Regions from separate parts of the Mus musculus genome. Here all the other regions are linked to region 3. Evidence: chromatin loops called from intact Hi-C (ENCODE). Cell type or tissue: left cerebral cortex. All regions are shown on one strand. Each heading gives the region's core, and the rest is flanking DNA. Links, peaks and the distances in the headings are about the cores only.

Region 1 (4,328 bases), core at 61-4,060, 310 kb after region 3:
TTAAGTGTGCGTTTTGATCTTTGGTTTCTTTTTCTTCTCTGGATTTTAGGATTCTGTGTGTTGCCTGGTAGAAAATTTTCTGTGGACCTAATATGGTGTGACCACTGGTGGTTCCAGGTACAATGTGTTTCTGGGTATTGAGAATTGACTCTTAGGAATGGAGATAGGTAGGAGACTGAGAGAGTCCTCGGGAGGAAGGAGAGCAGAGTGTTGTGCTAGGATCTGCTTATTTTGTCTCTTTGAAATGGAGCAGGGCCTGAATAGAGGTTACCCCAGAATGTTTGTTATAGAGCTGCAGATGATCTGGAGGAAGAGGAGTAGGGTAGATCTTTAGTCTGCCTACTTGCTTCCCTGGCAAGAGTGGCCTGATGGGTACCAGAGAGTGCCTTGTTGGAGTTGGTGGCTGAGGTCAAGCAATGAGTCAGGATGGGAGGAGGTAGTTTAGGAGAGGAAGTCTGTGGGATTCACCGTAGATATGGGCAATGACAAGAGGAGGAAGCTGTAACAAGTGTTCTGTTGCAGAACTAGGGGTAAGACTGGAAGATTGGATTTTGATCAAAAGAGAAGAGGGAGCGGTGAAGGTCTTCAGTTAGCTTGCCTGTTTTCCTGGCCTGCTCATCTGGTATGTTTTTAGGGAATGCTTAATGGTGTTGGAGGCTAGAATAATGGAATGCATTGGGAGAAGGAAGATTTGGAGATCTTCCTGATCCATTGGGGGTGTGGTCAGAGAGGAAAGGGAGCCCACAACATGTGTTCTACAGCAGAGCTGTCGATGGATGTGGGGATTGGATCTGGAGAGGCAGAAGGAAAAGTGAAAATCTGTAGTCAGCCTGCCTGCTTCCCGTCAGGATTGTGAACTTTTTTTTTTTTTTTCTTCAGGAAAATGATACGTTAGGCATGAGACATTTAAATTATTTATTTAGTTGTCTGTTTGTTTTCTTTTAAAGACAGGGTCTCATTGTAATTACCTAGTTTGTCTGGAACTTGCTTTGTAATCCAGGTTGGCCTTTAGCTCACAAAAATCCTCCTGCCTTGGCCTAGAGTATTTGGGCTTAAAGATGTGTAACAATGCCTGGCTACATTTAAACATTTTAAAGAATCTTGAACTCTTTGAAATATGTATGTTTAAAATATTTTTAAGTTTTCACTTGCTACTACAAACCTTTCCTCCCCAATTTTATCTGATTAGTGTTTTGAATATGGTTTTTTTTTTTTTTTTTTTTTTTTTTTTTGAGACAGGGTTTCTCTTTATAGCCCTGGCTGTCCTGGAACTCACTTTGTAGACCAGGCTGGCCTCAAACTCAGAAATTCGCCTGCCTCTGCCTCCTAAGTGCTGGGATTAAAGGTGTGTGCCACCACACCTGGCTTGAATATGCTATTTTAAAGTATCATTCTCATGTTGTATAATTTTAGTGGTTTCTTTTATCTTTTATTTGTATGTTAATATTTATTGACCTTACGTTTTTCATTTCTGTGTTTTTCCAAAAGTTCCTTTAGTCAGTACACCTTATGTAGACTTCTTTCCCCACTTCTTTTGGTTGTCTAAAAACCACATTGCTTTAGCTTATTTGTGCACCTTGGCCCATCTACATGTGATGCTCTCTACTCTTAGGTTTAAGGGAATTCCTTATTCCTATAGTAGGGAGAAAAAAATTTCCTACCCAACGTCATGATTTTGTATTAAATTTTATGTGTGTCTAGGAAATGGAGTCTGACTTGTGAACATTGAGGAAAATTTCATAGTATCTTAAGAGTCTAGGTACTGGGTATAGGAAGTATGCCTTCCTTTCCCTTTCAAATGCTTAGTTTGAACCTCTCTGGCACTGGCATTCTGTACAGTTTCATCTCAGCTTGAAACAATGAATGTAGTGTATCTGATCGTAAGCAGTTGATCCCCAGACATGTTTATTGATGGCACTATCAAGGAAAACAGCATACTGACATACAATACAAAGAAACTTGGCAGACTTTATAGTGGCAATTCAATTTTGGCATTTATATTGGTAAAAACAGATTATGAGGCTTAGTGTAGCTCAAACCTTATTTAAGCTCACAAATGTCTGATTTGATCAGTTGGTATTGCAGTGAGAGCAACACCTCTATCTCTAGGAATTCCTCTATGCAGTTTATACTAATGCTGGAGTCTGTGCTTTACTGTGAGTTTGTATTATGCAATTGAATCTTTCTTTTTCTTCCCAGATTGACCCCATTCAAAAGATTCTATTGAGTCACCGTGCCCTGCAGTACAGTTTAAAAAATTTTAAATGAACAGTGACACTTAGTGGCTAGAAATATTCATTGCAGTTCTTTTTCTGTACGATTCTTTATTAATGTGCCCCATGGTAATAAAGCAAATGATACCAAAACTTAAGACTTCTTGGCAAAGTAATATATAGTATTTGAAGTGTTGTTGGTTTTGCAGCAGCTGTCATTCCATACCAATCCATTTAGTTAAAAAGCAAACAGGTGGCCCACACATATTGTTTTTACTACATAAATTTTAAAATCGTCTTCACTCTTATTGAAATAAGAGAGGCATTTCTGCTGTTGGTTTTAGCTTACAAAAAGACTATGTAGCAGTACAATGAAGGCATTGTTAAGAGTACTGTTCAAAGTGCGTTCTTTCAAGCAGGAGTCTATTTTTCTAAATATGAACAAGCACTTTAAATTAAATAAGTAACATATGTTTATACCTATGATACTAAAGAAAAAGCCAGATCTGTGATTCCAGTGTCCCCAGTCAACCCTTTTGTTCTGCTTTGGTATTATGGCACACAGAATTAATTATAGTGAGATTTTGAAATGTTTAAAATCAAGAGTTTATTCCTTTAAGGTTAAAATTTCCCTCGGTTTATGTTTATCGATTTAATTTTGAACTTTAGGGAAGGTTTAGGGCTAGTAATTATGTTTTATTTATCCATAAAATAAATCATGTTATCTTGCATGAGGTTAATGTGTTTTTAAAGTCTCTTGAAGCACTGTGATTGGAAAGCAATTTAAATATAGCCTTCTGCTAGTTTCATATACAACAGAGAGATTAGTAGAAGAGATCTGATTAGAGAATGTGACAAAATACAGCAAGACAGTTACAGAAATAAATGTAAGCCATGTTGTTTGACTTTACATATAAAACAAATATAATGGATTTTCTGACAGAACTTAACTATGGGGTAGGAAGGAGAGGCAATAAAATAGTCTTTTACAGTGTTGGGACCTTTCACTGTCTCTCTCAGTATTGGAGAATGAATTCAGGAACTCATATTTGGTATACATATGCTGGATTACTGACCTGCCCTATTGTTCCACCTTCCTCTTGCTTTTTTTGAAATATGATATTCTTATATAACCCAGGCTTATCTTGAACTTTAAGTCTTCCTGCTTAGCCTATGAGAGTGAGGAGTTTAGACATGTACTATCTTTGGAGTCTCTTTTAACTTAGCCTAATGTCTTAGAAATTGTCTTTATATAATACTCTAATTAGAAAATGAAAAAAAAAGCTTATAGAAGCATATTCGAATACCTCAATGTAAACCATGTATCCCCTCAAAGTTTCCAAAAACAATTAAAATTTCATTTATCGTTATTGTTTGTGTATGGTGTGTGTATAACATATGTGTGGGTATGATCATGCCATGGCATGTGTATGGAAATGTGAGGACAACTTTCATGGTATTGGTTCTATGTTTACATGGGTTTTGATCAGTGAACTCAGGTCATCAGGCTTACGTGAGAAGTGCTTTTACCCTGGATGTGGATAATCTTGGTTGTCAACTTGGAGAGAGAACCTTAATTGAACAATTGCCTCTATTAGATTGGCCTGTGGACATGTATGGAGGACTTTTTGTTTTTTAATTGCAGACGGATGTACAAAGGCCCAGCCCCTCTGACCAGTACTATTCTTGGGCAAGTGAGCATGTGTTGTATCAGAAAAGCAGTCAAACCTCTGAGTGTGGTAGCAAGCCAGTAAGCAGTATTCTTTTATGTTTTCATCTCAAGTTTCTGACTCTAGGGTTCTACCTCAACTTTCATCCAGTGATTGACTATAACCTGTAAGGCAAGTGAATATGTTTGTCCCTAGTTGCTTTTGGTTATGCTGTTTCATCACAGCAACAGAGAAGCAAACTAAAACACACTTTGATACATTTTAGTGGCCATTATTGGTTTTTTAAAGATTCTTTCACACTTGAAAATGAACAGCACACTACTGAATAAAAAATGGGTCAAGACAGAAACTAAGAAAGAAATTTAAAAATTTTAGAATTGAGCACAGCGTACCCAAACCTATGGGACACAATGAAAGTATTTCTAAGAGGCAAATTCTTAGCATT
Region 2 (4,328 bases), core at 72-4,071, 800 kb after region 3:
CAAGTAGACCGTGGCAGCGACAGGATGGAGGCGTGGATGAGGTCAACAATCTCAGTCCCCTCTAACATGTCCAGCTAACATGTCCCCGAGATTGATGGCAGAGAATGGGATGTGAAGAGTCACTCTGTACTCCCCAAATTATGTTTCAGTTTTAGCAAAATATATTAGAAAAGAAGCAGAGGAAGGAAGGCTTTGTACTGATTATAATTCAGTGACCACAATCCAGTTTCATAAACTAATCTCAAAAGAAAACCTGGGAACGCAGCTCTGGGTTTCCCGAAATGCTTTTCTTTCTGATGATCAGTATTTTCATCGTCGTCGTCGTCATCATTATCATCATCATCATCAATCATCATCAAAGACGTCGTTTGCTGCTATTTACTCTTTCTTATCCTGTGGTGTCATAGAGATGTCCAGAAGCTGCGTAGAATGAGCACAGGGATTGGGTGCAGAAGCAAAAGCAGAAATCCATCTTCTTCCCAGGCAAGAAGAAATCAGAGACACCAGGTGCTATACACAGGCCATTGTCTTTCTGTACTTTATCTGTTTTATAAAAGGTATTCTTCACGTAAAATTATACAGTGGGAGAATTCTAACTTAAAGTAAACAAGCAGTTATCAATTTGTTTTCATTTAGAATATGCTAAGCATAAACATATATTGCCCATACAAATATGGTGCCAGTATTTAAGAGAGCACAGGTTCCCTGACCTCAAAAACTTTAAGAACCTCTGACTTGCCACTTGCTGGAAGATGAAGGCTCTCCCAGGGAGAGGCTGAAGGGTAAGACACAGAGTCCTTCAGAGACTCCTGACACTGTGACCTGCAAGCAGGTTCTCTTCCCAGGGCAGTGGCTGGAACATGTGTAGGAAAGGCCTCAAAAAGTTCCGCTTGCTCTCGGCAGCTTTCCTAGTCTGGAGCATCACGAAGAACATTCATTTAGTAAGCAATTATTCTGACAATCTGAGCAATAAATGAGTCTCTTTTAGAAAGTAGCATTTTTTGCAATCTCCATGAAGTCTTGAGTATGAACACAATATATCACTATAGAAAATGTAGAGAATTCTGAAAAGTCTTAAAAACATGAATTTTATTTCCCCGAGAAGATAATTAGCATATACATTTCCTTTCTGTTTTAAACAAAGTTATCATGATTAATATTTAAGTTGTTACTTTATGCCTAGTGTAGTTTTTAACCCCTTTTAATAACTGTTTTCTGTTTTGCTAATCAATTGGCATTATTATATATATGGAGTAAAATATTCTCTTTGAGTTACACAAATAAATGTATACTTCTGCAATTGTACATGATCAGTCATTCCACATTATTAGCTTTTATAATAATGAATACAACCTTACTAAAATATTAATTTAGTTTACACACATTCACTCCTGCAAAAATGTATATCACAGATGCAAAAGTGTTTATTTTACTACTGACAAAAATATAATAAAGATGTAACTTCCTCCCAGATTGCATGCTCCTTTATTATTTTTGCTATTGTTATAACTTATTGAGAACTTAAACAAAATTCGTGTTTTCCTTCCTTTGTAACATAATTAAATGCAGTTGGATTTTGTTTTGGAAAATTGTAAATAAGGAAGATTATGGAAATAACGATATCATTGAAGGGAAATAATGATTGCAACAATATCAAAATGTACTGTAAAACAAGAAAAAATAAAACAGTATGGTTTGATAATAAAGACTGAGAAATGAAAATACCTCCTGGGAAATAGCCGAGCAAGCCTGAAATTGGTGTTTAAGTATAGACAGTCTCACCAATATGCCGCAACACTAATAAACGTTCAAAAAGCGTTGCAAAAACTACCATGGCTTTTTTCTTTTTCTTTTCTTTCTTTCTTTTTTTTTTTTTAATCTTCTTTTCTTCCTTTTTTTTTTTTTTTTTTTTTTTTTTCCTCCCGAAAGAACACAAATTCCTTTTCTAAAACAGCTAGTTTAGGGAGATAAAATTGGAAGAAAAGATGTATGGTGCCATCTAGTGGTCTTTCATATAACTGCACAATACTGTTCTATGTCGTTTCCATTCGCAAAAATTAAAATTCTTCGAAGAATCGAGAAAGGTAAATTGTTTATTAATAAAATATTTAATGCATACTTCCTCAGCACTAATTTAAGAGAAGTCTAATTTTAGTGCTGTTAAGGTGATTGTTAGGTCCTCAGAGATTAAGGTAGGCTGTGTAATTATCTGTACTTAACGTACAAGAAATTACAGTTCCAGACATTTACATAAACAAGCATGCCAACCTGTCATACTTTTTTTTAGTAACACAATGAAACAAAAGAACAATTTGAATAAAAGCACGCTGATTGAAAATTCATATATGGGAGCAGAACCTGCCAGCCGTTATAAGTTCTGAATAAAGAACACAATTTGAGAAACCTGTTCTTTGGATTGAGGTGCCGGAGGCTTGGCGCTTGCCCTCAGCTGTTGCTAGTGTGGCCAAGTAGTTCCTGGAACGACTGGAGACTCCATCTTTTCTCCCAGCCTCCAGGTAGGAGCTACACACATCTGTGACCATCGCCACACTGATTGTCTGCATCCGTCCCCATCAAACAAACCAAAGGTCCTACATTCACACGGAGAAAACTTACAAAGCAGCCCTTCCGGTTCAGAGAACAAGTTCACCCTGCCCCTAAGGTGCCTGCAGCAATAGTTCCCTGCTGTAATGAACGCCTTCTCCCCGAAAAAGTCTCCGTGGACCATTGTTAGTCCCCTTCGCTGGAATTTGGGGTCTGCCAGTGAGATAATGGGACCAGTGTATTCCTGGCTTGTCATTGGCTGAAGCTTAAGATGTAGAAGCTTCAGGTGGTCACCTGAAGGGTCTGAATAACAAGGGGAGGCAGGGGGATGAAGTCCAAGGAGCAGTGATCAGAAGAGAAGGAAGAGTACCCTAACTAGATGCTGTTGCCCTGCTCAGCCTTATTGGGTTCTCCTTGATGTCTCAACACCTGCCTAGTGACCCCTTCATTTTGGTGAATCGTATGCAAATGCTTTTCTGTCTTTTGGTTCAGAAGTGTATTCTATCACTCAGCAGCCATATTTCTTCTATGCTGTGTCTGAGTTCTTTTGCATGACCTGTGAGAGCTCTCGTGACCTCTCGGTTTCCCTCACTTCTGGGTCTTTCCTTCTCCCCAACTGGCCTTTTACCCTTCTCTCTACACCGTAAGCACTAGCTGTATACAAATTTCACTTCGTGGGGTTTACCAGCCACTCTTCAGGCTATCCTGAGTGCTCCAGAAAACGTTTTATTATCTTTCCTCCCCAGCTTCGTTTTAACCTTCAGACACAAGTCCAAGTCCCTTAGGTCTCTCAGACTTGGATCGTTTTCTTGGCATCATCCCATCGATTATTCTGCATCCTGTTACTGCTTTGCTGACTCTGCGTCAAAAAAAAAAAAAAAAAAAAAAAAAATGGCCTCTTCCTTTGGAAGAGACTAAGCTCTTTGACGGATGGATGGTATTTGTCTCCCTGTGGCTTTGTACTGAACCTAGGCTATAGTAAGCACTACATATATGCCCAAAGAACTGACGAGACGTGTCTGTTAAGTGAAAACAAGTAAGGCTCAAGTTTGCTCTAAAACGTTTCCTGGGAAGGGCTGTGTCTAATTGACCTCGTTTCTCCTTCAGCTGGAGTTTGTAAATCCCCCACCACCACCACCACCACCACCGTTTTATGAGAGCTGTTGTTTCAGGTTTCAAAATGAGACTCCCCTTTTCAACGTGACTCTTACTTAAGTCAAAGCTGAATGCACACAATCGGTCTAAAGATTATCTCTATTTTGTGGACATGGGTGGTCCAGACACCCACAAGGAGATAAATAAATGTTTGAGGTGGGTCCTTCAATGATTTTTTTTCAATGGATGCCAATTTGGCAAGCTTGCCTGGGCCCTACCAGTGTGAGGAACCATGATTTTGGTATGATGTTGGGGAATTTGTGGCTCCCATCTGCTGGTTATCTCGCAAAATGTAGAGCTGAGAAAAATCACATACTGATTAAATCATAGAATCCCACACTTGGAAGGGACTTCATGAGATGATCGGGCCCGCCTCCTGAAGGTCAATGCATAAATCATCTTGTGCAGATGGCTGTTTATCCTATTTTTAAAGCTCTTTAAGGATGGAAATTACACAGCTTCTCTTGGTAGTCTGATCTTCATGGTCAAGAACTTCCCTTTTAAAAAGCCCCAGCTTCTCCCTGCAGTTTGGCTCACTTCCTCTTTTTGTCAGCTCGCTGCGAATGTGCACATGATCAGCGTCCCCTGCTAATTATCCCTGGCCCACTTCTCACACCCTTGCAACTAAT
Region 3 (4,328 bases), core at 115-4,114:
GGGGAATTTGATCAGGCCTCTGTGCCCAGTGGAAGAATGAGAATGGTACCTCGACTTCTCAAGGTGACGAGCACATCACATTGACATCTTCCTCACCAGGGTGACATAGCGATTATTAGGTATGCACTGTGAAGGGTTCTGAGGCATGTACATCTTTGCCACTAGGCTGAATGGAAATGCCTAGACAATTATCCAAAGACTCTTTTCTTCCCAGCTTCCCCTCCACTACACACACACACACACACACACACACACACACACACACACGCACACACAACTTCTCAGTATGTATTAATAAGAATATACCCACCACCACCTATCAAAAAAAAAGGGGGGGGATTTTTTTTTTCCTCTCCTCGCCTCTCACACAATTGACATCTTTACTGGCTTGCTGACAACCAAAAAGAACTCTATCCCAAAAAGTGACTTGGAGTGGCCCACTACCCTCCTCTGGAACATCCTGCCCTCACCACTTTAGTAAGGTGGGAATTTAAGATTCTAGCAGTACCCCAAGCTCCAACTTCTTAGGGCAGAGACCCTATTGGGCCGCCAGAGGGGCCTTCTGGAAGGACCCCGCAGCTCGAAAGGTAGAGTGGACACCACACCGGCCAAGTCTATCCCTCTATCCTATTGCAGTGCGGGGTGACGACAGGGCTGTCTCTGGGCTTCTGCTAGGCGTAGCCCGGGTAAGAACAGCTCCCAGGTAAGAAAGCTACGTGCGCAAAACGCTGATTTTGGGATGGGGGGTGGGGGGAACCACCCGTGGGCGAGGCAGTTGTGAGCGGGATGCCTGAGAAGTGGGAGGTGAATGTCCTCGGGATGCCCCCCCCCCCCGGGTGCAGCTTTCCCCGGAGGCTGAGGCTGCTGCCAGCGGGGACATCTGCTTTCTTACACTCCAGCCTGGCTCACCCCGCCCCCTCAGCCCCGGGTTGCGTGGTTATTTTACCAACACCGGGGGAGGGAAGACTTGAGGAGGTAGAAAAGGAATGGATGGAAGCTTAAAAGATTTTCTTCGCACCCCCCCCCCAGTCCCCTCCTTTCTTCTTCACGTCTTTTAACCTTCAAGGTAAAGACTTTATAAATATGAAACAATAAGGGAGTCTGCTGGCTCGCAGGCCGGCCGTGGGCTGGCGAGGCTGCCGGGTGCCGGGCCTCGCTCTTCTCTCCATCCTCACAAGTCTGGCCGTGGTTCGGCGGGTTAGGCTGGGCACAGGGGCCGGCGGTGAGCGCTCATCCCGTGGCGCCTTCGCTCCCGGGCTGCTGCCTCGACAGCTGCTTGTAGCTACAGTAATTAGACTGTCAGTGCTTGTTAGAGGAGAGAGGGGAAAACACGCTTCTGACAGCAGATTCCGAGACTCCCCAGTTTGTTAATTTCTAAGAGATCTTTAAAGCATTAATTGAGGTCTCCCTAACTCTTCCCTCCCATCCCTCTCCCCAACTTCTCCCACCCCAAAATATCTTTAGGAGAAAATTCTCTCCGCGTGGAAGCAGTGTTTCCCGCAAAATTGCCAGCCCGCCCCTTGCTCACGCGCGCGCGCGCACACACACACACACACACACACACACACACACCCTAGTTTACATATGCATATATAGGCACACACGTATATGCAAGGTTAACTCCGAGGAGCACTCGTCCAAATAGGGACCGAGATTGCATTTAAAATGATAATAATAAATAAATAAATCAACTAGGAAGGAAGGGGGGAGGGAAGCAGAAGTCGGGAAGAAAAGAGAAAAGCAGCAGGCTGATTACGAGGTGTCAAAACTGCCAGGAGCAAGAAGGTGATAGCAATCAGGGGTGAGAAGAGTGCGGCATTCGTGCGGGGCAACTAATTATCCGTCTCATTTGAGAAGAGCAGCATTTGAGGCAGCAGCGTTCGCCTGCTGAACGGTGACAGATTGGCGCGGAGGAGAGGGGAGGTGTTAAAACAATGGAGCCGGGCGCGCGAGCGCTGCTGCATGCTAATCAGCCCTCCCTCCGCCTGCCTGCCGCGCTCCCTCCTTCCTCCCGCTCCCTCCTCCGCGCGTCGTCCTCCCGCCTGCGGCGCTCCCTCCTTTCCAGCGGGCCCGCCGTCGCCCGCTTCCCGCTCCCTGGCTTTCCCGCGCGTCCTCCCCGCCGCTGGCGAGCCGCACCCGGGTTGGCCGGCCGGGCGAGAGAAGCGAGCGAGCGAGCGCAGCCCGCATGGGGCGCCCGGGACCCACGTTTAATGCGCACGCCCGCCCGGCCTGCCTGCCTGCCTGCCTGCGGGGGAGCGGACGCACTGGTCTGTGAGGGGACCCGAGTCACGCCAGAGGCCCGGGGACAAACCAAAGAGAGCCAGAAAAAACAAAGCCAGATCCGGGCCGAGCTGGGTCTTTACCGCATAGGCTTCCAACCTTGGTGCGAGCTGCCGAGACCCCGCTCGCCTGAGCTGTCGGCATGGTCAAGCCCTACCCCCCCCCCGCACCCCCCGCCAACGCGTCCCCCAAAGGCTTCGGGCTGTGACCCTCGCACACAAGCGTCCTGGCCCTGAGCACAAGTGCGAGCGAGTGCTTTAATAAGCCAGAGAGGGCCTTACAATTAGTTGTACTCCCAACCCCTGACCTCCTGACCCCAAGACTAGGCTAACTGGGCTTCTGTGTCACATACCCTGGGGAATACCACCTAAGACAGTAGCTGGTGAGACGAACGTCTTTTCAAAGCAGGTAACCCTCCCACGACCCGGGGCACCCGAAGATGGGGACTGGGCATGGCTGGTGCACTGCGTGCCTCCTCGATCAATTGGCTCCGTGATAAGATGGACATGAACAGCAACACCAAAGAATGCATCATAAACGAAGTCTCGTCAAAAAAAAAAAAAAAAAAAAAAAAAAAAAAAAAAAAAGTCTTCCATACCTGTTGAGGCTCGCTGGGGAGCCAGGGGAGATTTCACAGCGGTTCCCTTTTTGACCCGCAGAGTTGATGGTTGAGCAGAAAAACATTTAAACTACCATTTCATCAGCCATTCTTAGGATTAAAGACTTTGATGTTCCTCCCTGTGACAAAAGTGTCTTAGCCAGAACCCAGAAACAAAGAGCTGGCTGCAGTTTTTCCTAAGGCACTTAGCTATTAGCTAATCAGGTGCCTAAATTAACGTGATAAAACTTTCCTCTAACCATAGATGGTAAAAGAAGTAATTGCAGGATAACCTACGAAGTATAATTTTTTTCTACGGACTTTAATCTTGGTATAACAACACAAACAATTGTGTGAAGACTTATTGAGGACACAAGGGTTTCATTTCTATTATTGCCTTTCCCCTAAAGTTAGAATGTCTATTAATTAAAGTATATAAATATAAAATCAAGTGACTTGAGTGAATCTTGGTGGTTTTAGATTTTGATTCTAGTCATAGTGGAAGCTACACAGTGCTCAATGTAAGTAATTTTCCCGCTAGAATATGCCCAGGCATACCAGTAAAGTAATGACCTACTGAAATGCTATAAAGATTTAAAATTGAAAATTCCTAAAAAGAGTTATATAAAGTGTTTTGTACTGGGAAGCAGAAGTACTTTTGGTTTCTCTGGAAACCCACTGAGCAGCCCTCTGCCCTTAGCCCTTAGCCCATCACAGACTTTCCATTGCTATACTGTTAGCCTGCATTTGGAAAAATCCCCAAATCTGTTAGACTAGGAATCCATCTAACAGCAAGGGTGGAGGGTACATCCATTAATGTAAACCTGGGTCCAGCAATTCCATCGACATTGAAATTTATTTATTAACTATTTATCAGCCTTTTCTTCGTTAGCTAATTCTATGGAGGCATTTCATTTGAAGGTGTGAATTTATGGATTTCAATCCCCGTGTTGCCTTATGCATAGCCAATAGCTAACAAAATTATTTACCTTCTATCGGCTGGCTTTTTACGGACCTAGGGTAGTTTCTTCTCAGCCCTTAGACCTCACAAATTTGCATGGCTGTTTGAATGGCATATTTACAGATAAGTTTTTATTTGCACATAAGGACAAAAAGGTGAAGTGAAATTTGGTCCCAATGGAAACCTGATAGCTTCCCTGAACATATGGCTCCTTGGGCTGTTACTTCCTCTTTGAGATCAGTTTCCAAGTTTTTTTTTTTAATATATACATCAATTTGACACCAGTTATAAAGAAAATATATTGGTTTCGAAGATGCCTCCACCTGGGACTCTTAATAACAAACCTCCACCTCTTAATAACAAACGATGTAGTCAGGTGTACCTCTGAATTTACAGGTCTTGGCGAGCAAGGCATACTTTGATACCAGTTATCACTGACAACTGATTTACAGTCTTCAAAATGAGTTAGTTCTGTAGGTTCTTAGAACA
Region 4 (4,328 bases), core at 88-4,087, 970 kb after region 3:
GCTCGGACCCCTTACGCGTGCTTTCTTTCATTCTGCTAATAATACATATTTCCTTTTCTTTAGAAATAACAATCTTTTCTTTGAGAGGAAATAGATTACTTTTATTTTCAGCTCTATGTATATGGATCTACACACACACGCTCACATTTTGGTCTGTCATAGTTCGCTCTGTGTGCCAGGGAACATGTGTTCCTGCAGAATGGAGAGAAGCCACCTCCACCCACCTTGCATATTCTATCCTGGATCCAAGCTTCTAGGAAATGAGTTCCCCAAAGAGAAAAAGAAAATCTCTCTCAGAGCCACAGGCCCACATGGCCATCCACGGAGCTTCTCTCTGCTCCTGTTTATAGATGTGTGTGTGTGTGTGCACACACACACACACACACACACACAGAAATATGTCAGCTAGAATTAAATGTGAATCATTTGTGATGATGTTGGCTTAACTTGTATCATCTCGGCCTGTTAGTTATCCTTTGCGCTGGGGTCCAAACACAGAAAGAACTGATTAAAATATAGGGGTGTAAAAGCTACTATACCCACCAGAAGAGCTTGTTCCTTAACTTAATGATGAAGGCACAATGTTTTGAAGTGTGGTCAGTCACAACTGTAGACCTTGATGACCACACTAGAAGTCTTGACATTAACAGGACCGTGGACTGGAAGATGTGAACTGGAAATGCTTTAAATTCAGAGATGCCTGTTGGAAAGGCTGAAGACTCTAAGCAACCCGAACCAGACAGCAGGGAAGTACAAGTGCAGATATCATTAAGGGTGCACAGGTAATGCTCAACAACAATTCTTGCATTTCTGTCCCCTGCAACCCTGTTACATCACATTTATGACACACCACAGCTTTTGTATAACTTCCCTTACTAATGACATCCACTCAGTCTGAAATGTTATCAGTCACCCCTGTTCATAATCCCACCATAAGGCAGCCCTCCCTGGCTCAGACAAATGTCTGTCCTTCCCTCCTAGCTAAACTTCTTTGGGGTAACCTACCTTCCCACTCAAGTCTGCCTCTGAACCCTTTAACCCCTAGACTTGGGGCTTTTCTTTCCTTTCCATTGATTTTCCATGGCGTAATTACTGTTTCTTCTTGGGAGCATGTAATATCTGTTTTCTTACCAAGGTCGTATAATTTTAAGATATGAACACAATGGTTTGGTATGATCTGACCAACTCACTTCCTTCTTGCTGGGAGTCTGGCTTTCAGTCCTTTGCAACTCAGGATAGAGAAGGTAAGATCTGATAAACAAATTAAAATCTGTTATGATTCTGCTAAAAATGTTGTTTGTAGTGATAAAATAAACCAGTCTAAATTAATTTCACTGTAGAATCACACCACTCAGTTTTCATACGGATAAAAATACCTATGGCATTATCGTTGAACTCTGGATGACTGACTGTAGCCCTTTTAAGACAGCTGTGCAGTTGTGAGTCACACAATACGCTCAGTTTGAAAAGAAACATAAAATCCTTTATAAGCATTAATCACAACATATTCATATTCCTTCCTTCCCCTCCCTCTCTCTTCAAATTACTCCCTACCCTTAAATGGCCCCAGTAGCACTGCAAATTCTCAGAAGTCAATGGTAATAACTAAATTTAAGGAAATATAAAAGATAACTCACTCAATTTGAGCCAATTCTGAAACAGTAATATATTGCTACCACAGTGATCTTCCTTTAGCTTCAAATGTTGTGGCATTTATTTCTAGGTTTCTAAAAATCACTAGATTTTCTACAGGATAGTGATATGGAATGTTATTCTGATCCTTAAGTGCAAGGATAAATTTTGTGACACTTTCACAGAAATAAGTATAGACCAAGCCTAAGATTGGTCTTTGGTCTATGAAAAGGAAAACAACAACAAAAACAAAAACAAAAAACAAAAAACAAAATAACAAAACAAAACAACAATAACAAAAAGTGCTGTGACAGATTGGACCAGGGAGAAAGAGGCTGTTTTATAAAGGTCAATTTTTAAAACCCCTCCTACAGAACATGATCTATGCAAAATATATCCACAATATATTCCAAAGCATAATGTCACCGGATAAACCTAAGGAGTTGAACATATGGGGGAATGAAAAAGAAGGTATTACAGTCTGAAAACAAGCAGGTTGGTGAGCTCATTAGCTGGGGTAGAATTTTAAAATCTTCACGTGAACGAATATATAAATCAAAATATACACATGCGTGCTGGGTCATGGGCCCTATGTATTCACACATGGCTAGTTACATTATCATTTTTCACTCTTGGAGAAATCCTTTCTCTTTATAAATGTCAAAGCGCCCTCTGCTGATCATTCTGAGGTACTTGCATTTCTAGAGTCCAAACAAGGTGCTCTAATGGATCCAGAAGAGAAGCTTCCGGGTTTGTTGTTATGCAGTGTTACATAAAAGTGTTTCTTCCAAACTCAATAGCATTTCCCTTGTTTGAAATCTCATTTACTACACTTTTGTTTTACCACGGCACTTTATTTCCTAAATGTAATAATAAAATCTCCAAGTTAAAAGGTAACTACTCACTTGTTTTGACAAAGCAATAACAGATATTTAGAAATGACTCTAACTTTTCTGGAAATGTACAGAATTAAAATAACCCATAGAATGGGTTAAGTCCCTTTGGAGTCTTCCATGTGAATATGGTCTAAGAAAACATCAAAATTCTGTGATATTTTCTTGTTCTAAAATCTCCAGTGACTTCAGAAGGCAGAAGAGGCATCTACATCCCGACAGCCACATTAACAGTTCTAAAATGCGCAGTTGCTGTTTAGAAGTCACTGTGTCAATTTGGGAAAGGCAATGCTTTAAAGAAAACTTTGGTTTATTTTAATTAATAACTACATTTTAAGGGGGGATAGCATCTCTCTTAAACATTTTTCTTTATTTGTGAGAATTTCATACATGTCTTCAATAAAATCATCAATAGACCCCCATTTTCCTCCTCCTGCTTCCCCTAAGCCCCCCACATTTCCCGCAATGTGTCTCCTACCCTACTTCACGTGTGTGTAATCCCAGTCAATTCTGAATGATGAATGAGCGGAGAAGAAGAGATGCCAACACCCCACGTGTGCTGAGAGGGTGAAATGGCCATCTAGAACCTTCCACAGGAGAATTCTAGTCTGTCACCCTTAGAAGGAAGGATAAATGTCATTAAAGATGGGCTCCCGTGCGAGCCACTGCGGTGACTGGCGAGGTGTGAAGGAGTTAGAAGGCTGTAAAAGTGACTCCGAAAGGATCTTCATGGAAAAGCTACTTACATCTAAGGGGCTTAAATGCAACAAACTACCATAAACTAAAAGACATGCTAGCGGGTTCAGCAAGATAATAAGAAATATCCTGACATAAGTTACAAACTTCTCTTTCCTTTTATTACTGCATATTTTTTTTTTAAAAATCCAAGTTTACAAAACGCATGCAGCTTAGGAAACAATATTTGTTGTTGTTGCTGCTGCTGTTGTTACTTCTAACAACTACTAGGGGTATTAGCCCATCTTGCTAGAACACAAAATAAACACACAATATCTTTATCAATAAGCTGTGCATGTCATTCAAATAGATACCAGAACCTATGGCATGCTTCCGCAAATATTTTCACTGTTAACACTAAGAACGACTAGACAGGCAAAATCCTCTATTAAATTTAGCAATAAGTATTGTGAGCCAAGTAACTCCATGGGTGGGATACAGAGATGAGTGGCAGAGCACTTGCCCAGCAGGAGAGAGGCCATAAATCCAGTCATCAGCATTTATCAGCAGCTGCACCTAAAGCAACCCTCTGGTGGAAAGGCATCATGTCGTCACAAACAAGCAACCCTCCATCATGGGCTTGGAAAAGCTCAGGACGGGACTAACCTATTCACAGATGCAGACACTGGAAGACTCTGAAAGGTCAGAGGGTTCCTGTGAGCCTGACGGGCTTCTAGAAGCCTGTCCAGCTTACTATACGAGCTCACTCTCTAACCGGTATTTGAGTATTTTGCACTAAGCTTAGCCCTAAGGTGCATTGTATGGCCAACCTCACAGAGTGGGAAGCTGCCCGGGCGTTCTTCTGAGTTTCTCACTGTGTGTACAGGATTAACCAGGAGCTCTGGTACAGGAAGAAAGATTATGAGGTTTTTCTGGGTTTTTTTGTTTATTTCTTTGTTTTTCTTAAGTAAAAGAAGTGAAGGAAGGGAAGGGAGACAGAGAAGCCTTCCCCTACACTGGGGCACCGTCACAGGACCAAGGGCCTCTCCTCCCACTGATGCCCAACAAGGCCATCCTCTGCTCCATATGCGGCTGGAGCCAAGGGTCCCTCCATGTGTACTCTTCGGT
Region 5 (4,328 bases), core at 102-4,101, 160 kb after region 3:
CAGACTGCTTTTTTCTTTTAACAAATATTGTGGTGGTAAACAGAGAAGATATTTGTACCTTGTTAATCCTTTCTCTTCCTAGCTCTCTCCACTTTTTTTTTTTTTAATTTGAAACTTAATTCAAGTTTCAGGAGAGGGTTTTTTTTGGGGGGGGGAGGAGAAGGGGGTACATAATGCACCTGAGCAGACACAGCTACTCTCATCTGCCCCTCTTCCGTGGCTGCCTTCTGTTAGATGAGCCACCTCCTTTCTTAGATCCATGTAACTTTCCCATCTGCATAAAACTAATTCCTGGGTTTGGGGGAATGAGAGAGAGTGGAGTAGATTTAGCAATCTCTTTCCTCCATAAGGTTGGTAATGTGGGCCTTGTTGGATCAGAGAGCAATGTGGGAGGGTGTGAGGGTTCAGATGATTCTAGAAGGTTGCTTGGCCACACCCTGGGGAGTTTTCTCCCCTTGGGGTTCAGATCTGACAATACTGAGGCACTCTTTCAAATAGTGTTGACTAAAGATGCAAACACTTATGTGTGAGCTAAATAAAGAGAGGTATGTGTGTATATGTGTGAGGAAACACTTATCCAACTTCAAGTCGAATGGGATCTCCTAGACCCATTAATAAATATTTATTTTATCTAAAGTAATTCCCCCAAACACAATCTCTCTTTATTAGCGGGCAAATTCTCAAACTTTCCGTTGCCTCGGTTTCCTCATCAGGAAAGTGGAGTCATACATAGCACCCAAGAGGATTGCTGTGAGCTACATAAATCTATCTGTGCTCATGTAAATAATTTCTATCTGCACAGTCAGGCACAACTAAACTCTGTGAGGGTTGGCTGTTATGAGTGGTAGGCTGTTTGATGGAGGGTGATAACTGTAAGTTTCTCCAGAGAGTCTTTCTCTTCCACTTTTCCTTCTAGCAATGGGCCAAAAGCTGAGTAGAAAAGATGAGAGGAAAGTACACTGCTTTCTAAAGAATTTTATTGATCAACGAGTCTTTCTTCCAAGTAGTAGTTTCTTGTTTGCTTGCATTAGTAGAGTTGGGAGTTAAAGGGCGTACATAAGGGAAAGACAAAAAAGTATTCCAGCAGCAATCCTACGGGCTCTGAAGGCCAGTGGAAGTCAGCCTTTGAGAGATTACCTGGACATATCGGTCCCCAACCTCCCCATGCTGATTTCCCCTCTGGGGATTTCTTAAACTACCCAGAAAAAGAAAAGGAATTGTCTGAACAACTCAATGGACCCAGGAGGCCTTAAATGGGTGGAGAGAGTGGGTCACTTGTTTAGAAATTTCACTCAGAAATTTATCAGTGAGGAAAGGCCCAAAGGGCAAATAGCACCTTGGTGTCTGGCTAACTCAGCCATCATGTGAGCACAACTGCTGGCTAAGTGGATTTAGGCCCCATCTTGGTCCCGGTGCATTTAGATGGAACAGGGGACGATGGATGACCTCCAGTCTTCACTTTTCGTCCCGCTCAGGTTCTAGGAGGTGAACTGGTATCTGTGCAGTTCAGGCCAGGGAACTTGCGGGTGTGTGACCTCTGTCATCTGCAAACTGTATGGCCAGCGGCAACCTACAGTCGGTGTGCGGGTGGGCAAAAACTAGAGGTGGCTTTCCCTCCAGGACCCCAAAGGGACCTCCGCGCCATCCCTCGGTTCTCTCTGTCTCCCTCCCCCCAGGATCTACACGGGCTGCGACATGGACCGCTTGACCCCGTCGCCCAACGACTCTCCGCGCTCGCAGATCGTGCCCGGCGCCCGCTACGCCATGGCCGGCTCTTTCCTGCAAGACCAGTTCGTGAGCAACTACGCCAAGGCCCGCTTCCACCCGGGCGCCGGCGCGGGTCCCGGGCCGGGCACGGACCGCAGCGTGCCGCACACCAACGGGCTGCTGTCCCCGCAGCAGGCCGAGGACCCGGGCGCGCCGTCGCCGCAGCGCTGGTTCGTCACGCCGGCCAACAACCGGCTGGACTTCGCGGCCTCGGCCTACGACACGGCCACGGACTTCGCCGGCAACGCGGCCACGCTGCTGTCGTATGCGGCCGCGGGCGTGAAGGCGCTGCCCTTGCAGGCCGCGGGCTGCACGGGCCGCCCGCTCGGCTACTACGCCGACCCTTCGGGCTGGGGCGCGCGCAGCCCCCCGCAGTACTGCGGCGCCAAGTCGGGCTCCGTGCTCCCCTGCTGGCCCAACAGCGCCGCGGCCGCCGCGCGCATGGCCGGCGCCAACCCCTATCTGGGCGAGGAGGCCGAGGGCCTGGCGGCCGAGCGCTCGCCGCTGGCGCCCGCCGCCGAGGACGCCAAGCCCAAGGACCTGTCCGACTCCAGCTGGATCGAGACGCCCTCCTCCATCAAATCCATCGACTCCAGCGACTCGGGGATTTACGAGCAGGCCAAGCGGAGGCGGATCTCGCCGGCTGACACGCCGGTGTCTGAGAGCTCGTCCCCGCTCAAGAGCGAGGTGCTGGCCCAGCGGGACTGCGAGAAGAACTGCGCCAAGGACATAGGCGGCTACTATGGCTTCTACTCGCACAGCTAGGCCGCCAGCCCGCTCGCCCGCCCGCCCGTGCCCCCGGCCCCCCAGCTCGGCCCCACGTCCTCCTTCCCAGGCCCGTTCTAGCGCACTCGCTCTTTCACTTGACCCTCGATGACCGTCTGCGGGGATAAGTGCAGGTCTCTCACTATGATTTTAAAACTCTTCTTTTTTCTTTCTTTCTTTCTCTCTACACAGCCTTCTCTGCAGTTAGCGCACCGACCTTGAACCTGGCTGTAAACCTTGTGGTTTTCCAACTTTTCGTCTGTGAGGTTATGATCCTCCCTGTCTTTTTTCCACCCCCTTCTCCTTGCCCCACTCATCCTCTCCTTTCTCTTGGAATGAAACTCTTCAACTTTAGGAGACCTGGGCAATCCTGCCAGGCAGCAGCGATTCCGACCCGCCTTGTCTTGGCCTCCCTATTTAACCATAGGATGTTGACTCTAGAACCTGCACCCACCCAGCGCGTCCTTTCTTATACCCGAGTGGATGGATGGATGGATGGATGGATGGTAGGGATGTTAATACTTTTAGTGGAACAAAGCCTGTGAAATGATTGTATATAGTGTTAATTTATTGTAACGAATGGCTAGTTTTTATTCTCATTGTCAAGGCACAAAACCAGTTCACGCTTAACTTTTTATTCCTTTCCTTTCTTCTCCTTTTCTTTTTCTCCTCTCATTCTTTCTCTTCTCCCACACCCTTTGTTTTCTTGTGAGTTATTAAAGATATTCTAAGAGGCTCTGGAAACACGAAGCACTTCATAGTGGTGGCTTTCTCACTTCTCAGTTCGTTGCATGATGTAACCACTGTGTGCCCTGGTGCACACAATGTAGCTAAGGAGAATCCACCTGAACACCTGTAAAAGCTAGTTGTCTGTTCCTAGGCGAGTCGAGTAAGTGACACGATGCCTGCCAGGCGGACTTAACTGGAGTTCTATGTGTTTCTCCCTTCCTTCTAAATGGAATGGCCCCACATCAGCAATATTATTTTGCCTTATTTGTTTTTCCCCAAAGTGCCAAATCCATTACTGGTCTGTGCAGGTGCCAAATATGCTGATAAACTGTTTCTGACTATCTTTTCAGACCCCACTCCACCTTTATATGCTGTAAATCTTTGTAATGAGTAATCTACTAATGATATAGATGACTGAATTGTTGGTAACTATAGTGTAGTCTAGTGAAGATGAATTGTGTGAGTTGTATATTTTACTGCATTTTAGTTTGAAAAACGATTCCCCCACCACTTAGAGACAGCTGAAATTTGACTTTCTTGGGAAAACACTAGCATTATTGCAAGTAAGACTGATTCCCCCCAAGTCTTGTTATATTTGATAAGGAGCATTAATCCCCCTGGAAATAGATTAGTAGGATTTCTAATGTTGTGTAGCAAACTTATACTTTTTTTGTACTTTAAAATCAATGTGAAATATGCATCATACACAATATTCAATCTAGATTCCAGTCTATGGGGGGATTTGTCCTAATAGGAATTCAGGGTCTAAACGTGGGTATACTTTGGCTCTCCTGTAAATCAAATGTTGTGATTTTTTATATTTGTTTTGTTTTGTCTGTGAATTGAATAATTTATACAAGTACACACTCCACTGAGAATCGTTTTGTTTTCTGCTCGTTTGTATCGTCTGTGTATAACAAGTAAAATAAATCTGGTAAAATGCTAAATATGGTGTTGAGAGCAGTTTACAGTTTGCAAAGAATTATTATAGGTTATGGCTTTTAGGGGTTAAGCAAGACTAGCCCCTCTTCCTAGCTCTGGGCAGTCTGACAGTAGCCACTTCCTAC
Region 6 (4,328 bases), core at 146-4,145, 150 kb after region 3:
ATATGTTTCCTTCAAAGGTAAATGGGGAGGAAAAAGCCTAGTGTAAATGAATACCATGAGTTTGGAAACAGTGATTTAGTTTTCTTTCCTGAATTGTTTGAAGTACTCAGCGGTTGATACCATAGTACTGATTATTAGCAGTTATCATAGCTCCTCATCAGTTATCATAGCAGTTATCATAGCTCCTCAAGTGAACAGAGAACCCTGCCCTCCTCGTCAATACTTACTCAGAAACAACTTACTGAGTACTCCAAGCAGTATCTAACAGTATGGAGACAAATATTTAATTCTGGGTTGTGTCCTTGTAAACATACAGGCCAAAATATTTCTCATTCTTTGTTAAAGGAGGATTATTCTGGGTAACTTTGGATTTCACCGACTAGCATTCCATGAGTGCCATAGTACACCAGATACTGTCCTAATAAACAGCTCCATCTATGCACTTAACCATCTGATGACATTGTCAGAAATTGGAGGTAGAATTGTTTACGTTTCCAATGTGTTTCAATGGATTATTTTTTCCTTTTTTCTGGTTGAATGAGATGCTGTGGGCACTTCCTGCATGTCCTGTCTTAAATGTAGTGATAGGGTCTTGTTAACTGCAACATTAAGTCGTCAGGATTGCACATGATCTTTTAAAACTAAAAAAGTGGAGTGTCGAATGTTCCCTTTGGACTATTTCGCACTTATGGGAACCTTTTTTTTTCCTTCCTCCCTCTCTCCCTGCTCCCCCCCCCCCCTTACTTTCTTTTTAAATACAGGGTTTTCACCGTTTATAATTAATGACAACTTTCACAGATATTGGAGGATTATTTAGAATTAGATTTTGTGTGTATGTGTGTGTGGTGTGTTTTAAATTGAGTATGTCCTTTTAAAAGAGAGAGATGTAAGTATTTCTAGGCCTGGGTTCAGTACTCAGGCTAAGTTAGATTTTGTGGCTGTCAGGGCTTGCCATGCACCTGGCTTGCTCTTACTTAACCTGTGGGCTTCCTTGATTCCCCAGTACTACCTCCTGCCCTCCTGCCCTCCTGCCCCTTCATGTTGAAAACAGTATCAGCTTCAGTACCTTGACATAATCCCTCATACCAAAAATCATTTGTCTGTTTTTATATTTTTAAGTAATCAAAATCAGGTTGTTCTAATAGACACTCAGTGAACACCTTGATCTAGTAACCACTTTATCAGCAGCCTGATTATGAAACACAAGCAGTGAGGAGTTGAAGCTGCAGAGATGTAACTACACACTATTCAAATGATCTCCCTGGAAGCTCTTATACACAGTCCAAGCCCCTCCCTAAACCTAAGCTTAACACGAAGTTGGTAGAGTCCTCATTTTCCTTGTGAATATACACCAATTTCAAGGCAAAGCCTGTATGTGAGGAACCACTAGGTTTTGGGGCTGATTATTGAAAATGGGTCACAGTGCTTATTCACCTCCAAATTTAAAAACTAACAAATGTGCATTCCTTTTCTACCCTCTTTACACTTAGATGGGCAGTTTTTGATTCCTTGTGTTTTTAAGAAGCCAGTTCTGAGTGTCCAGGATAGCAAAAGGCTTCCAAAACCTCAGGTGGTCTGTCACCTTCATATATGTACTTGAGGCTTTGTGTCCTGTTCAAGGGGCAAGATGAGGTGAGAAGCAGGAGGGTGAGGAGAGGCACTTGGTGACAGGAGCCAATGTTACCCGCAGAGGAGGACACAACCAGGTAAAATGGGACAAAAGTAGCAGCAAAGATTGAGGGAAACATCAAATGTCATCACACATATTCACCCCACCAACAACAACCTGGGTACTCCAATTCTGCCTCAAAGGCTAAAATCCAACTGGATAGGAGCTGAGATTTGCTTTCAAAGGGAAACCGGGTCTAACATTATTTTTCTCCCAGAAAATTGCTTCTACTTGATTCTTAGACATCTGATCATCAACCTGTCCGGCCTATGGCCACCAGTGCCAGGTCTTGCTCCTGTGCCCTGTGGGAGGCTGCAGCTGGTACCCTCTGCAGCCACAGCGCCAAGCCTCCGAGGGAGGTGGTGCAGTCTGCTCAGTGCTGGCCGCTGCAGACCAAACTCCAGCACATCTTGAATCTGTTAACTCTTTTCTGACCATACCCAAGTTCCACCCAGCTTTGAACTCTGCTGCTCTGGCGGGGCTACTCAGACTGAAGGCTTGAAGGCAGAGGCACCATCTGGAGGAGATAGATTCCCAGACCCAGCCTGCCTGAGGCATGGGTGGAGTGTGAGCCTCTCGGTCCTGAGCCAGACAGGTCGCCTGGCACTCTCTTAGTCCCCCTGAGCTCACCACCTTGCTGGCCGAGCTGAGCTAAGCCCGGGGTTGGCTCTGCTTTTCTGCACCTCTTGCCTTCAGGGTTGGCCATGCCTGGACACAAGCATGAGCTCTGGGTTTATAGATCTCAGGCTCTCTTGGCTCGAGGCCGAAGGCTAGCCGCCTGTGAAAGCAGGTACTAGATCTTTTCTCTCTATACCTCAGAGTTGCTTGGGGCCTCGTATTACTTGTGCCAAAATCTCTTTACATCGATTCTTTTCGCTAATCCTCTTTTAAAAATTACTGGCATGGGTTCTTTTTCTCTCCCTCTGGATTATGTAAACATTACACACACACACACACACACACACACACACACACACACACACACACACACACACCACACCAGTCAGTAAGATCATCGCATTGACACCGCTTCCACTCTGTCTCCCCAGATCAACGCTTCTAGAGAACCCATTTGCACTGGGGACTCAGCCCTCTCTTTTTCCTGGCGAGGCTTATGAACCTGTCACCAAGCCAGTGCCTCGGAAAGGAGGAAGTGCGGTGGGGCTCAAAGGATACATGGCGCCCGCCCCCAGCTAGCTGCTCTTCAGATGATCTGCAACCAAGTTGGCTGATAAAATATTTAGTAACGACCCAGTAAACATGACTGCAAATACATTAAAGCACTTCAGCGCGACAGCTTATGATTATTTCAAAACTTAAAAAGGAGATCATAGATTGTCACTGTTTCTGTACCCCTGCCGGAAACCGAACCTTCCCGAGGTGGGTTGCTGGGTGGGTTAACTGCTTTGCCTCCTCTTCTCCTCTCTTAACGCTGTGGCTTTCAGCGGCAGAGGTTTGTTTATTTATTTATTTACTCGTGTAGTTTAAAGGTGGGGGAGGGGGCGGCAAGGACACGCAATACCGATTCAACAAAGCACAGGCTCAGGTGTGTGTGCTTCTGTGTATTAACTGGAAAAGACAGACTCTGGAAGTTTTACAGGGCGAGAAGAGGCCACCGGCTCGCGCTTTGTATACTTTGCACTTGAAATCGTTACATTCAACTGAATATTTGGCTCATTCAGATCCGAAAAGTCTCCTAGCATCATCGAATTCCCTCCTCCGCCCCTCCTCTCTAAAGAGAGGGGGGGGGGTAAGGAACTGTTTAGTAAATTGCACATCTTTGAATCTTCCTGAAGCAGTGGTCACAAAGCTTAAAGGTGACATAACAGAGCTCACGTAAACCAACACACTTTCCCCACCCCCCAAGCCAACAATAAAATCATCCCCTTCAATTTGCCATGATCGTCGCGACCAGGAGCCAGGTGATTATCCTAATTAATGTCTATCTAATTAAATTACTGTCAGCAGCTAACCAATGGCAAGAGCCGTTTCATCGGCTGCATAAGCAGCAAGATCAAAAGTGAGCCTTTTCTGATTGCTGCATAGTGTCAATTGGCCAATCTCTTCTCCCAGGGAAAAAAAAAAGTAAATCAAACCTTTGAGAAGCATTTGCTGGTTGAAGTGCTTTCTGTCTAGTGAGGGGTCTGTGGATTCCTAGTGTATGATAAACAGGACTTTAAAACCCAGGGACGGGAGGGCCAGCGTTCAGGTTCTAGAGCTATGCAGCTGGAGCATTGCCTCTCTCCTTCTATCATGCTCTCCAAGAAATTTCTCAATGTGAGCAGCAGCTACCCACATTCGGGCGGATCTGAGCTTGTCTTGCATGATCATCCCATTATCTCGACCACTGACAACCTGGAGAGAAGTTCACCTTTGAAAAAAATTACCAGGGGGATGACGAATCAGTCAGATACAGACAATTTTCCTGACTCCAAGGACTCACCAGGGGACGTCCAGAGAAGTAAACTCTCTCCTGTCTTGGACGGGGTCTCTGAGCTTCGTCACAGTTTCGATGGCTCTGCTGCAGATCGTTACCTACTCTCTCAGTCCAGCCAGCCACAGTCTGCGGCCACCGCTCCCAGTGCCATGTTCCCGTACCCCAGCCAGCACGGACCGGCGCATCCCGCCTTCTCCATCGGCAGCCCCAGTCGCTACATGG
Region 7 (4,328 bases), core at 234-4,233, 55 kb after region 3:
GGGCTCTTTTCAGAAGATTAGATGGAGAGATTGCCAGAAGCAGAGGTGGTGGATCAAAGAAACTGTTTTTTAGACATTGGGCGGATGCACAATAAACTCATAGTAATGTGACAACATGCATAAGAAGTAAGCAAACTCAAGCCAGACAAAACTCCAGCATAGTGGTGGGAAGGTAGGTACCAGATCCTACCACTAGCAAAGGGAAGGGAGAGGAAGAGACAGCTTTTAATTATGTAACCCCAGGCAGGTCAACCACATTTCCTGTTAGTTGTTAGTTGGGCAACACAAACTAGACTAGATAGGGAGGAGTGGTTCCAGGTTGGGTGCGAAGAGAGGGAAGGTTTGAGAGAGGGGTTATAGAATGAGCTGGGAAGTGAATATGTTTAACGTTTATTAATTCTTTGAGAATTAATACAAATAATGTTTTAAAATGTGGATGTTTATGTATGTGTGTGAGGGTACGGTGCTCTTGAGAGAAAAGGTCACTGAATCCTCTGGAGATGAAGTTACAAGCAGTTTGCCGCCCACTGTGGTTGCTGGAAAATGAACTTGGGTCTTCTGGAAGAGCAGCAAAAGTGAAAGTGATTAGTAGCTGAGCCACCTCTCCAGGCCCAGTAAGACTTAACCACTGTCTTATTAGGGTTTTACTGCTGTGAACAGACACCATGACCAAGACAACTCTTATAAGGACAACATTTAATTGGGGCTGGCTTATAGGTCCATTATCATCAAGATGGGCAGCATCTTGATGATATCAACATAGCAGCATCCAGGCAGGCATGATGGTACAGGAAGAGTTGAGAATTCTACATCTTCATCTGAAGGCTGCTAGCAGAATACTGTCTTCCAGGCAGCTAGGATAAGGGTGTCAAAGCCCACACCCACAGTAACACACCTACACCAACAAGGCCACACCTACTCCAACAGGGCCACACTTTTTAAATAGTGCCACTCCCTGGGGCAAGCATATACAAACCATCATAACCATATTCTTGTAATAGCCATATTCCTTTTGAGTTTTACTAAAGGGGAATGATTCTGTAATCCATTCTCTTCTACCATTCAGTAGTTCCATGGTGATTTTTGAGTCAGGAATGCTTTTAAAAAAAATTAGGGCTGGTGAGATGGCTCAGTGGGTAAGAGCACCTGACTGCTCTTCTGAAGGTCCGGAGTTCAAATTCCAGCAACCACATGGCGGCTCACAACCATCCATAACAAGATCTGACTCCCTCTTCTGGAGTGTCTGAAGACAGCTACAGTGTACTTACATATAATAAATAAATAAATAAATAAATAAATAAATAAATAAATAAATCTAAAAAAAAAAAAAAAAGAAACGCTTTAAAGATGCATTTTAACATATTTGAGAAAGTGGGAGTAATCCATAAACATGGTGAGTGACCTAAACGGCGTCCCAGGATGTGATAGAAACTTGCCAAAGTTAATTTGAGTAACTTTGTTTTGAAAATCTAACACAAAGATAAAAGGCCGTTATCGTTTAATTATGTAGAGAAGTAGTTTTTTTTCAATACGTATTGAAACAGCTGAAAATAAGAGGCAGGAACACTGGAAAAACGTCAAATTTCCTTGAGGTTCCCCCCCCCCCCCCCCCCACACACACACAGGGTTTCTCTGTGTAGCCCTGGCTGTTCTGGAACTCACTTTGTAGACCAGGTTGGCCTCGAACTCAGAAATCCGCCTGCCTCTGCCTCCCAAGTGCTGGGATTAAAGGCGTGCACCACCACCGCCCGGCCTATAACCCCTTTTTTAGGCAGTGAAGGCAAGAAGAGGTAAACTTGTATGCGGAAAGAGCCTGTATATTTCTAACCATCTCCCTATCCCCCACCCCTTTAATTTTTGCTTTTCAAGTGACCAAGAAAACCTTAATTCAACCTTTTACATTTTGAGGAAGGCCACAAAGGCGAAGGACAGAACCAAGCCAAGTCTAGCCTCCACAAGGCTGATAACTCCAAAATTCCCAAAGCATGGAGACCTCAGTGAAGCAGGATTGGCACTGTGAAAAAAACCAGGAGGGCGGAGCAGCTCGCCTGACTTCCGCCTCGCGGGGACCGGGACCAGGCGGCCTGCGCGTGCGCTGTGTGCTCCTCCGCCCCCAGCCGGCTCCGCCCCCCCCCCCCCCCCCCCCGCCGGCTCCACTCCCCGGCGGACTCCAATTGGCGGTAGAAGAAAGGAAGCCGAAGGAAGCCGGGAACCCGGAAGTACTTCTCTGCAGAGGCCTGGGCGACTCTTTTGAATGGAATCGGGCTGATTCATCGCCTGTTCTCCGAGCCAGGTCCTTGTTGAGTGTGAGGCGCTGCCCTCGCCGCCGCGTCGCCACAAGGCCAGGTAGGATGCAGACCGCGAGCTCTCTTCAGGCGGCCTCAGCCGAGCCCCGAGGCGGGCCTGGGACGTCCGGGAGCCTGCCTCGCTAGGCCGCCTTCAAGCCTTGGGCTTTCCTGAGTCACGTTGCCCAGCCAGGTTGCCGGTGGAGTCCGGGGCCTGATGGGATTGCGGACCCCTTGGTCCTTTCTTCCCTCACCTCCGGGTGTCCGGCAGGGTTAGGGCTGGATGTCATCTCCTTGCAAACGTTTCTGCTTCCCTCTAGCTTGGGAACCTTTAACCCATCAACTGGCAGAACCCTGTTTATGATCTACGTGTGTTCGTCTTTAGATCTTCCTGTGTTGAAAAACTTCCAGTCCAGGGAAGAAAAGGAGCGAGGATGTTCGCTTAATCGTTTGTCCTGCTAGCTTTAAAAACCTTCAGAGAGGCATGCTTTTAATCCTGAATGTTTTTAGAATAAAGTTGGGTTATTCCTGCTATGCCATTACTTCTTGTACTGCTCCACTTGAGTACTGGTCTGTGAATGGTTACATGTCCATTTTTGAGTAAAGTAGAAATCAACTACCGCTGCTGCGGGTTATTAGAACTCAGTTTTCCCGTGGGTCGATCGAACTCAGTGTCTGCCAAAGAATGATGCCCGCATTTCAAAAGAGTCTTAAGAAATTTGGGAACGCTTTGTTTACTTATTAATTTGGAGATAGGTTCTTACTCAGTATATCTGCTTGGTCTAAAACTAATTATGTACACCAGGCTGGCCTTAAATTAATATAATCCTGCCTCAGTTTACCAAGTGTTGAAGTTAAAGGCATGTAATTCCACTTTAGCACGGAGTGAAAAAAAAGTTAAAATGGCAACCAAGTTCCACGTCATGGCTGTGGTAGTTTGTAATTGGCCCCAATAGGCCCATAAGGGAGTGGCACTATTAGGCAGTGTGGCTTTGCTGGAGGAAGTGTGTCACTGTTGGGGTGGGCTTTGAGGTGTCATAAGCTCAAGTGTGGCACACAGTCTTCTGCTGCCTGTGGATCAAGATGTAAAACTCTGAGGTACCATGTCTACCTGCATGCCACCATGCTTCTCACCATGATGAAAATGAACCTGTAAGCTAGCCCCAATGAAATGTTTTCTACAAGAGGTGCTGTGGTCATAGTGTCTCTTCACAGCAATAGAATCTTCAAGACAGTGGTAAACACTTCTAATGCCAGAATTCAGGAGGCAGAGGCAGGCTGATCTCTGAGTTGAAGACCAGCCTAGTCTACAAAAACGAGTTCTGAGCCAGTTAGGGCTATACAGTGAGATCCTGTCTCACAAAAACAACAACAACAACAAAAATAATATGAAAGCGCTAGTAAAGATCTAATTTATAGAAAAGGCCTTAAATGTTAGCAAAGAAATACAGTTCTCATGTGAACACTCGCAGTACTAGGGAGGAAAAGGTGGGGAGAATCTTCTGCTGTTTGAGGCCGGCCTGGTCTGTGTAACCGATTATAGGTCAGGCTGCTGCTGGTTCTGCTTTTCTGTTTGTTTTTGAGATGGCTTCTCCCTACACAGCCCAGGCTAACCACTGCCTGATGGGATCTTCCTGCTTTAGCCTCCACAGTGTAGTGTTGGAATTACAGGTATGTGCATCAGTACCCAGCCTAAAAATTGGTTGTACTGCTGCAAACATAATGTAAGTAAAGCAACAAGACAAGCACTTAACGTTGAAGTTGGAAACTGGACAGATTGTCAATGTGGATAATTAATATAATGGTGCCCGTCTTGCCATGTTACCTCAATCAATGGTTTGTTTTTTAATGTTTAAATTCTATTGCTTAGGGCCTTGAGAGAGTTCCTGCAGAGTACCTGGGTTCTATTCCCAGCACCCATATCCAGTGACTCACAATGGATTGTAACTCCAGCTCTGCAGATGTCCTGGGGTACCTGTACTGATGTGTAGATACCCTCCCCCCACACAATTAAAACAATACAAATAAATTGTATGTCTTAAA

The links. Hi-C counts contacts between places; a loop is a spot of excess contacts. Peaks named below come from ENCODE experiments on the same cell type or tissue, not always from the same donor. Only the 100,000 strongest peaks of a DNase experiment are listed, where the experiment ranks them.
Region 1: it touches region 3 in a loop (4-fold over the local background); 31 of 42 quality-filtered maps call a loop at or near these places.
Region 2: a loop joins it to region 3, with 6 times the contacts of the local background. A loop is called at or near these places in 7 of 42 quality-filtered maps.
Region 4: a loop joins it to region 3, with 5 times the contacts of the local background. A loop is called at or near these places in 12 of 42 quality-filtered maps.
Region 5: a loop joins it to region 3, with 4 times the contacts of the local background. A loop is called at or near these places in 16 of 42 quality-filtered maps.
Region 6: it touches region 3 in a loop (10-fold over the local background); 16 of 42 quality-filtered maps call a loop at or near these places.
Region 7: a loop joins it to region 3, with 6 times the contacts of the local background. A loop is called at or near these places in 2 of 42 quality-filtered maps.

The regions. Positions count from the first base shown.
Region 1 is chr2:61,965,677-61,970,004 of GRCm38, forward strand. No RefSeq gene overlaps it. Among named protein-coding and RNA genes, the nearest start is that of Gm39837, 62 kb to the left of the region's middle. In left cerebral cortex, for the core only: a CTCF peak has its summit at 2,286; a DNase peak (open chromatin) is centred at 2,209.
Region 2 is chr2:62,456,338-62,460,665 of GRCm38, forward strand. The region is part of intron 1 of Gm13561 (a long non-coding RNA gene); the gene reads left to right. Among named protein-coding and RNA genes, the nearest start is that of Gm13561, 3.4 kb to the left of the region's middle. In left cerebral cortex, for the core only: a CTCF peak has its summit at 2,009 (motif pointing left); DNase peaks (open chromatin) are centred at 807, 2,010 and 2,474; H3K4me3 peaks cover 593 bases; H3K27ac peaks cover 2,725 bases.
Region 3 is chr2:61,654,616-61,658,943 of GRCm38, forward strand. No RefSeq gene overlaps it. Among named protein-coding and RNA genes, the nearest start is that of Psmd14, 55 kb to the right of the region's middle. In left cerebral cortex, for the core only: a CTCF peak has its summit at 2,143; DNase peaks (open chromatin) are centred at 537, 917, 1,236, 1,537 and 1 more place; H3K4me3 peaks cover 2,263 bases; H3K27ac peaks cover 2,364 bases.
Region 4 is chr2:62,628,350-62,632,677 of GRCm38, forward strand. The region is part of intron 3 of Ifih1 (interferon induced with helicase C domain 1); the gene reads right to left. Among named protein-coding and RNA genes, the nearest start is that of Gm39839, 11 kb to the left of the region's middle. In left cerebral cortex, for the core only: a CTCF peak has its summit at 2,314 (motif pointing left); DNase peaks (open chromatin) are centred at 211 and 2,271; H3K27ac peaks cover 1,230 bases.
Region 5 is chr2:61,809,907-61,814,234 of GRCm38, forward strand. It overlaps Tbr1 (T-box brain transcription factor 1), which reads left to right. Exons shown (of 6, transcript NM_009322.3): 6 at 1,677-4,208. The coding sequence ends at 2,532. Among named protein-coding and RNA genes, the nearest start is that of Tbr1, 7.6 kb to the left of the region's middle. In left cerebral cortex, for the core only: a CTCF peak has its summit at 2,197; DNase peaks (open chromatin) are centred at 429, 808, 1,179, 1,914 and 3 more places; H3K4me3 peaks cover 4,000 bases; H3K27ac peaks cover 4,000 bases.
Region 6 is chr2:61,800,819-61,805,146 of GRCm38, forward strand. Tbr1 (T-box brain transcription factor 1) reads left to right here and starts at 3,635. Exons shown (of 6, transcript NM_009322.3): 1 at 3,635-4,328. The coding sequence starts at 3,890. In left cerebral cortex, for the core only: a CTCF peak has its summit at 2,035; DNase peaks (open chromatin) are centred at 1,302, 2,119, 2,207, 2,790 and 1 more place; H3K4me3 peaks cover 2,305 bases; H3K27ac peaks cover 2,310 bases.
Region 7 is chr2:61,709,528-61,713,855 of GRCm38, forward strand. Psmd14 (proteasome (prosome, macropain) 26S subunit, non-ATPase, 14) reads left to right here and starts at 2,167. Exons shown (of 12, transcript NM_021526.2): 1 at 2,167-2,346. In left cerebral cortex, for the core only: no CTCF peak of the experiment used is centred there; a DNase peak (open chromatin) is centred at 2,154; H3K4me3 peaks cover 1,872 bases; H3K27ac peaks cover 1,092 bases.